Regions from separate parts of the Homo sapiens genome. Here all the other regions are linked to region 1. A link is a loop called in an ENCODE intact Hi-C map of the cell type or tissue named here. Cell type or tissue: PC-9. All regions are shown on one strand.

The links. Peaks named below come from ENCODE experiments on the same cell type or tissue, not always from the same donor. Only the 100,000 strongest peaks of a DNase experiment are listed, where the experiment ranks them.
Region 2: it touches region 1 in a loop (1.9-fold over the local background); 3 of 110 quality-filtered maps call a loop at or near these places.
Region 3: it touches region 1 in a loop (7-fold over the local background); 10 of 110 quality-filtered maps call a loop at or near these places.

What each region holds. Positions count from the first base shown.
Region 1 is chr6:28,656,905-28,659,404 of GRCh38, reverse strand. TRA-AGC4-1 (tRNA-Ala (anticodon AGC) 4-1) reads left to right here and starts at 1,097; the gene lies at 1,097-1,168. In PC-9, no CTCF peak of the experiment used is centred here; a DNase peak (open chromatin) is centred at 1,104; H3K4me3 peaks cover 2,339 bases.
Region 2 is chr6:28,495,035-28,497,534 of GRCh38, reverse strand. No RefSeq gene overlaps it. Among named protein-coding and RNA genes, the nearest start is that of TRT-CGT1-1, 7.2 kb to the right of the region's middle. In PC-9, a CTCF peak has its summit at 1,199 (motif pointing left); no DNase peak of the experiment used is centred here.
Region 3 is chr6:28,605,520-28,608,019 of GRCh38, reverse strand. TRA-AGC3-1 (tRNA-Ala (anticodon AGC) 3-1) reads right to left here and starts at 864; the gene lies at 793-864. It also overlaps a transcript of SCAND3 not described here. In PC-9, CTCF peaks have their summits at 816 and 1,015; DNase peaks (open chromatin) are centred at 919 and 979; H3K4me3 peaks cover 1,489 bases; H3K27ac peaks cover 321 bases.

The DNA.
Region 1 (2,500 bases):
CATTTAGTTCTGGAGGCTCTGGACAAGCATTTAGTTCTGAAGGCTCTGGACAAGCATTTAGTTCTGGCGGCTCTGGAAAAGCATTTAGTTCTGGATGCTGTAAGTGCAAGGTAGGGTGAGAATTGCTGGTGTCATCTTGCCAAGCTACCTTTTAGAGCCTCCTCCCCACCTTGCTCCTTCTCCCAACTCCAACCGTTCTGAACACTCCCAAGCACAGCCCTTCCCTCATTTCTACTTGGCATTCCTATCCATCCTTCCAGATTCGGTCACAGGTGACTGTAACCGAGGACTTCTGCACTCTCTACGCAGGTATAAAGCCTTCTCTGTTCCCTTGGTGAGACAGGAGTCTGAACCATCTCTACATTTTCTGTAGAGAGAACCATTCCCTCTACAGAAAATAATGCGCCACAGAAGCAGAGATTTAGCCTCGATCTTAGAAGTAACACGTCTCCAACTTCATTCTGGGCTCTTCATTTCAAAGAATCAGAGTAGGATCTGAGGATTCCTACTCTCTGGATTTTATTTGTATTCTCTGGATAAAATGCGGATCAGGGGGCCGCGGGAGGCAATCCAACATCTTTAGCCTTTAACCGTCCCAGTTGCTAACGGAGTGGAACGAGTTTATTTTTATAACAGAAATTCCTTCACTACCTCCTTGTTTTCTAAGAAAAGGCGTGTAGCGGTTTCTGGAGTTTGGGAATAGGACGCAGAGATGGGGTAAGGAATTGGAGGCAGTTCAGTAGTTTCCCTAAGTAAAGACAGTAGTTGGTAAAACATTTGCTATCTTTTCTGGAAGGATCTTTCCTGTGTCCTGAAAATCTTTTTTACAAATGAGAAAAGCATTCAGAAAAGGAAGGTCTGGGAGGATGTTTCTTAACTGAAATTTCCTCCTCTAGTCTGTTCTTAATCCTTACCAAATGTCTGCAAGATGCTGGTTAATCAAAATTTCTTGGTGATAGAGGGCTACAAAAAGGGGAAATGAAAATTTTAACGTTCGTTCATGAAAGAATAAATAAATGTTTAAAAAAAAAAAAAACTGAGGTAAATTTCTATATTCTTTCATAAAAGCAGTTTAAAGACGAACGTTTTTCGAGGTGGGGATGTAGCTCAGTGGTAGAGCGCATGCTTAGCATGCATGAGGTCCCGGGTTCGATCCCCAGCATCTCCAGTGTTTTTGTATTTATGCTCCGGAACCGTCTTTCTTTTACAGATACAGTCACAGCCTATTTCTGTAGAATCGGAAAATTAATCATATTGCCCCCACTCCCGTATTTATATCTTGCTTTGGTTACGCCTGTAGCTCTTTCATTTTTAAAATTTCATTCCTGCCTGGCCAACACGGTGAAACCCCGTCTCTACTAAAAATACATAAATTAGCCAGGCGTGGTGGCAGGCGCCTGTAATCCCAGCTACTTGGGAGGCTGAGGCAGAAGAATCGCTTGAATCTGCGAGGCGGAGGTTGCAGTGAGCCGAGATCGCGCCATTGCACTCCAGCCTAGGGGACAAGAGAGAGACTTCGCCTCGAAAAAAAAAAAGAAAAAGAAAAAAAAATTTATTCCTCTCCATTCTCAGCCGCATTTACATATGATGAGTGACTTTGGACCCTGTTCCATTAGGGCGGTGCTGGAAGGAACATTTACCAATAAAAGGACAATTATCAATAAAAATCCTAAATGGATGTTTTGTGAACGAATTCATCTTTTCACTGAGTTTTGCTGCTGGGTTTGTGGTGGGGGATCCAACGGTAGGCTGAGGTCCGGTCTCAGGTTTCACCTTTTGGGGCTTAGTGGGAAAAATATGGATTTCTCCTCAAGCTCGCAGGAAAGAAAATGTACTCTTCCCAGGCCGGAGGCTACGAAGGCATTGGGTAAATTTAGCATCTCCAAACGTGGCAGTTCTCTCAGAAATCGTACACAAAGAGGTGAAATAGTAGCATTTTGACACTGACGTTTTTCCTTCAGTGACTGCATTTTGCCAGTGAGTTCATAGCGTTCCCATGATTGTGTGGATTTGATCCCTTCTATATTGATCTCTTTTGAAATCTCTAAATTTGCTGCACTGATTCTAAAACTGCTCACTTCAATTATGCTTCTCAAACAAAAAAACAAAAACACTTCTCTTTTTAAAGCTGGTGCTTTTATACCATGCACGTGTGTGAGGACTTTCTTTGGCTAGCCCTTTTGTGTATTTCGCAGAATACACAAAAATCTCCTTTTGGGATGCCGCGTCTCTTGTATCTTGGTGCTTTAGTCTCAACTTCCAACTTGGGACAATGCAGAGATGCGGTAAGGAATCGGGGGGCAGTTCAGTAGTTTCCCTAAGTAAAAACAGTCGTTGGCAAAACATTTTCTATCTTTTCTGGAAGGATCTTTCCTTTGTCCTGAAAATCTTTTTACAAATGAGAAAAGCATTCAGAAATGGAGGGTCTTGGAGAATGTTTCTTAACTGAAATTTCCGTCCCCACTCTGCTCCTAATGTCTGCCCCCAGTGGCCCTCAGTG
Region 2 (2,500 bases), 160 kb after region 1:
GTTGGTCAGAAATATGAGTGACAACCTGGGACTTATGATTGACATGTGAAGTGGGGGGCAGTCTTGTGGAACTGAGCCCTTCACCTATAGGGTCTGCACTAATTACAGGTAGTTAGTGTCAGAATTGAGTTGCAGTGTCAACACCCAGTTTGTGTCTGCAGAATTGGAGAATTGCTTGGAGTGGAAAACCCACACATATGGTGTCAGAAGTATTGTGAGAGTATAGAAACACAGTCTTTTCTTTTAGCCTTCTCAAGTAGGCCTTGGCTTTTGACTACCTTCAGCAAGACTCCTTCTATCAGTTTACTGAGAATCTCCCCAAGTCTGGTATCTGCACAGATTATTAATCCTCTACCCTTAATTTCTAAGTCCTTAGCCTACCATTAGCAAGAATCCTGTTAGGCCAGTTTAGCAAGACTCTTCCTCCTTTTGATATCTGTGCTTAGTAATTTTCCATCATCTACGACACCTTCACTCTGCCTGTTGGCTTTAAATCCCCATTTGTCCCCATTGAGTTCAGTCTCTCTCGCTAATTGCAGTAGTCTTAGTCTTTACTAGCACTTTATCAAGTGCCAAAATAATCTTTCTTTAATATATATTTTCAAATACATTGTGATTTGGAGTAAAATAAAAAGTTCTCATTTTCTCTTCTTTCTTTACCGCTTCCCTTCCTGACCTCCAGCTGGCATTGCTCTGATTGCAAGTTTTCTCTTGCTCTTTCAAGTGTTAGTTTACAAACTTTCTTTTCTTTGAATCTCTGTGAAGTTCCTGGATAGGGATTCCATGCCCCTCTAAAATTTTCCTTATGAAACCATATTGACTGTCTACCTTTTCTTGATTCCTTGTAAAGGGAAAAGAAAACCAGTTTTAATTCTTTTGGACTCCTTTTGGCCTTTGAAATACAGTGGGGTCAGGAGTGGTGGCTCATGCCTGTTATCCCAACACGTTGGGAGGCCAAGGCAGGAGTTTGAGACTGAGCAACATAGTGAGACCCCATCCCTACAAAAAATAAAATTAGCCAGGTGTGGTGGCACACACCTATAGTCCCAGCTACTAAGGAGGCTGAGGTGGGAGGATTACTTGAACTCAGGAGGTCGAGGCTCCATTGACCAGAGATTGCACCATGTACTCCAGCCTGGGTGACAGAGTGAGACCCTGTCTCAAAATAAAATAAAATAAAATGAAACAAAACACAGTGGCCTCAACTCACCATATGAACCATTTTATAACCTCAGAGTGCCACCTAGAGTGTATGTAGAGCTTATACCAATTTTTAGATTATAACTTCAGAGGAACTAAGGCAAAGATAACTCAAGGATCTTCCCTTTTTCCAGGTCTTTATTCTTTTCTCTCTTTCCAATTTCCTCTGTATTTCTTTGCCTCCAGCCAGACAAGTTAATAGAAATGGAATTATCACCTAATAAGTTATGTTTGAAGACACTCTACACCTGGCAAAGAGAGCTTTATCTTTATCTGTAGAGCCTCAGAGTCATTTCTATTCAGAATACTGACTTTCTAGGGCTCCCCTTCCAAAAACAAAGAGTTCTAAGTTCAATGGCTCCTGAAATATGAGTTTGCTGTATGATTTTATTATATTCAGATATAGGAAATAGGAAAACAAATTGGATGGATAAAACCAATATAGATAGTACGTAAGCTAATAGCTTACAAGATAAGGCAAAATTCAGAAGATGTGTTAACTATACATAAATTAATAAGTAGCTTGTGAGACAGAAGCAGAATTCATAAGTTGTGTTAAATACACATACAAGTACATTAGTAACATGGAAGATATGTTACAGATAGAATAAATAGAATATATGATGGAACAAACAATAGTGTTATTTGGAAAGGAGCAGAAAGATGAATGGTAATCAAAACTAAATGACATTCAATTTTTCTATCCTCTTATTAGAGAAAAATTGAGTCCTCAGACTGTAACTTCCCACCAAAGGAGGAGAGGAATTATTAATGGCTTTAATAATCTATTTTAAAAGCCTAATATAAAGTTTAAAAAATTGGCCAGGCATGGTGGCTCATGCCTGCAATCCCAGCGCTTTAGGAGGCCGGGGCAGGCAGATCACCTGAGGTCAGGAGTTTGAGACCAGCCTGGCCAACATGGCGAAACCCCGTCTCCACTAAAAAATACAAAAATTAGCCAGGTATGTTGGCAGGTGCCTGTAATCCCTGCTACTTGGGAAGCTGAGGCAGGAGACTCTCTTGAACTCGGGAGGTGGAGGTTGCAGTGAGCCGAGATTGCGCCACTGCACTCCAGCCTGGCTGACAGAGCGAGACTCTGTTAAAAAAAAAAAAAAAAGTTGAAAAAGTAAATTTGCATAAATCACTGTATTTTAAGAGTTATAAGGGCACATGAGTACCTTCTGGCTTCAATCTATATTCATAATTTGCAACATTATGTAAAAACCAAGCTCTCAATGTCTGCTGTCAAGGAATTCTGAAACCAGCCACTTCATGCCTTCCTAAACCAGCACTGCATTTT
Region 3 (2,500 bases), 51 kb after region 1:
ATGGCAATTAGGAGGCTTTCCTCCTCAGAGGACTCTTGTGGCTTTCCACAACATATTGTCTCATATTTTTATGGCCAGTTTATGCAGGCACCCCACAAGCCCTTTTCCCAAAAACATGTCATTTATTTTTACTGAAATTTTCTTGAACAAGAGATATTTGGATGCCTGGTCTCTCACACTCCCACTAAGCTATTTCAGCAAAAGGACAGTAGTTCTGGTTTCATTTAACCAGCCAATCCATTCTGTCTCATTCGGGTTAGACTTGGGAGGCACCCCATGCTATGACAGACAGCATTTTATTGTCCTTCATGTACCTATCACCGCACAATACTAACGGGGCCCACTGCTTCCATATCTGGTGATTCAAGAAAAGGTAAGGTATAGGGTGGTTGGAAGCTCAGAAGAAAGACATCAATAAGATATGTTTCTGCTATTCCACCTCCATGCTGTTCTTTGCTCTAAGAACTCTTCAGAATTCAAAAAAGAAAAGAAAAAAAAAACAGTGAATAAAACAAAGGGTCTTTTATTATTTTTATATTTTTTCTGTTTTTCAGTAATACCATAGCATGAAATCCAAAGAAACCAGGCTGATTAATTTGCGAAAATGCTTTTACAAAGGGTTCAAGACCTTCCTGGTGTGGCAATGCTATCGATACAGATACTTAACACTGCAAAGGCTGTACAGACAAGCAGAAAATTGAATGAATGAGACTAGGTTTATTTAACGGGAGGGAGAAAGGAAAGTGGAAAGGCGGTCCATTGAGAGGAGAAAGTGCGCACTCCCAAAACTGGTGGAGGTGCCGGGGATTGAACCCGGGACCTCGTACATGCTAAGCACGCGCTCTACCACTGAGCTACACCCCCAACCACAGACAGGTTGCTTTGCATTTCTTTCATGATTTATAATCAGTATTTCTCAAAGATTCGGTAAATTGCAATGAAATCATGAATGCAAACTCCGCAATTTGTGAAACAGCTAGGCTGGGTCCTGCACAAGCAGCGTCCAAAGAAAGCAACACAGTGAAATTACAAAGGAAGGAGCCTGAAAGCAGACAATCTGTTGTCTCTCGCTTTTTCCAGCTTCATTTCCTGCTGTTTTCAACCATAAGGCCCCAGGAGGCCAAAGCCAGTAGCGCAGCCAGGGTACCAGCTGAGACCTACGTGTTTGAAGGGAAACTGTAGGGGGGCGTCAAAGGGGATCCTCGCCTACCGAGTTCCAGTCCCCGGGCCCAGCACCGCCTTTCTTGGAACAAAGACCCTCAAATCACTTCCGTTTCCAAAAGCCCAAAACGTCCACTGAACACTTAGTGGTGATGGCAGGGAACGTTCTTGTGAGCTCAAGATGTCATGAATCAATCACAAGGACAAACTGGAAATCTGGACCCGGGTGAGAGGCATCACGTAGGCACCCAGATCCGCACGTCTAGAGTAGTTTACCTCCGACAAAACTCTGAGGGTCCCCTGCTAAGCCAAACTGGTGGGGGTTGGGGTGGGGTAGTAGCGTTATCTGAAAAAAAGATGAATTAGGTAAGGCAGGGCTGGCATCTGTTGCTTGGCGACCAATCTGTAGGAAACCATGGAGCAATGAAAAATTATTGGTTTCTCGAATGGTGAGGGGAGGTGGGGGAAGCTTCTCATATTTTAAAGAGCTGGCCCAGCCCAACCCAAATTCACAACTATTGACTTCTGAGGCACCTCCGTTGAAATCTCTCCCTCTCTCTTTCTCAAACAATTTATAACTCACTAAAAAGTTGAAAAAATAAAAATAATACAAAAATACCCTTCTATCCTTTACTCAGATTTAGATATTATTAATATTTTACCCCATTTGCCTTATGAGTTGCTTCTTCTCTCTCCTGTACGTTGCATACATCACGTCCATTTCCTTTACTTAAGTACTTTTCTATATACCCACAGTACTATTAGGAACTTTTGTAAATTTAACATTGATACAATAGCTGTATTTAATCTACAGTCTGCATTTCAAGTTGACCAATTGACCTGATGTTTTCCTCTCATATAGGATCTAGTCTAGGGTCAGGCGTTGCATTTAGTTGTCCTGTCTTTTTTAGTCTTCTTTAATGAAAAATATTTGCATAGTCTTTATTTTTTTTGACATTGATATGTCATTTAAAAAATAGTGTTATTTTCATTTCTTTCTTTCTTTCTTTTTCTGAGACAGAGTCTCGCCCTGTTGCCCAGCTGGAGTGCAATGGCGCGATCTCGGCTCACTGCAACCTCCGCCTCCCGGGTTCAAATGATTCTCTTGCCTCAGCCTCCTGAGTAGCTGGGATTACAGGTGCCTGCCACTATGCCTGGCTAATTTTTTTTTTTTTTTTTTGTATTTTTTAGTAGAGGCGGGGTTTCACCATGTTGGCCAGGCTGTTCTCGAACTCCTGACCTCGTGATCCGCCCGCCTCAGCCTCCCAAAGTGCTGGGATTACAGGCATGAGCCACTGCTCCCGGCCTCATTTCATTTTTAAAAATAGAATGTCTTTCA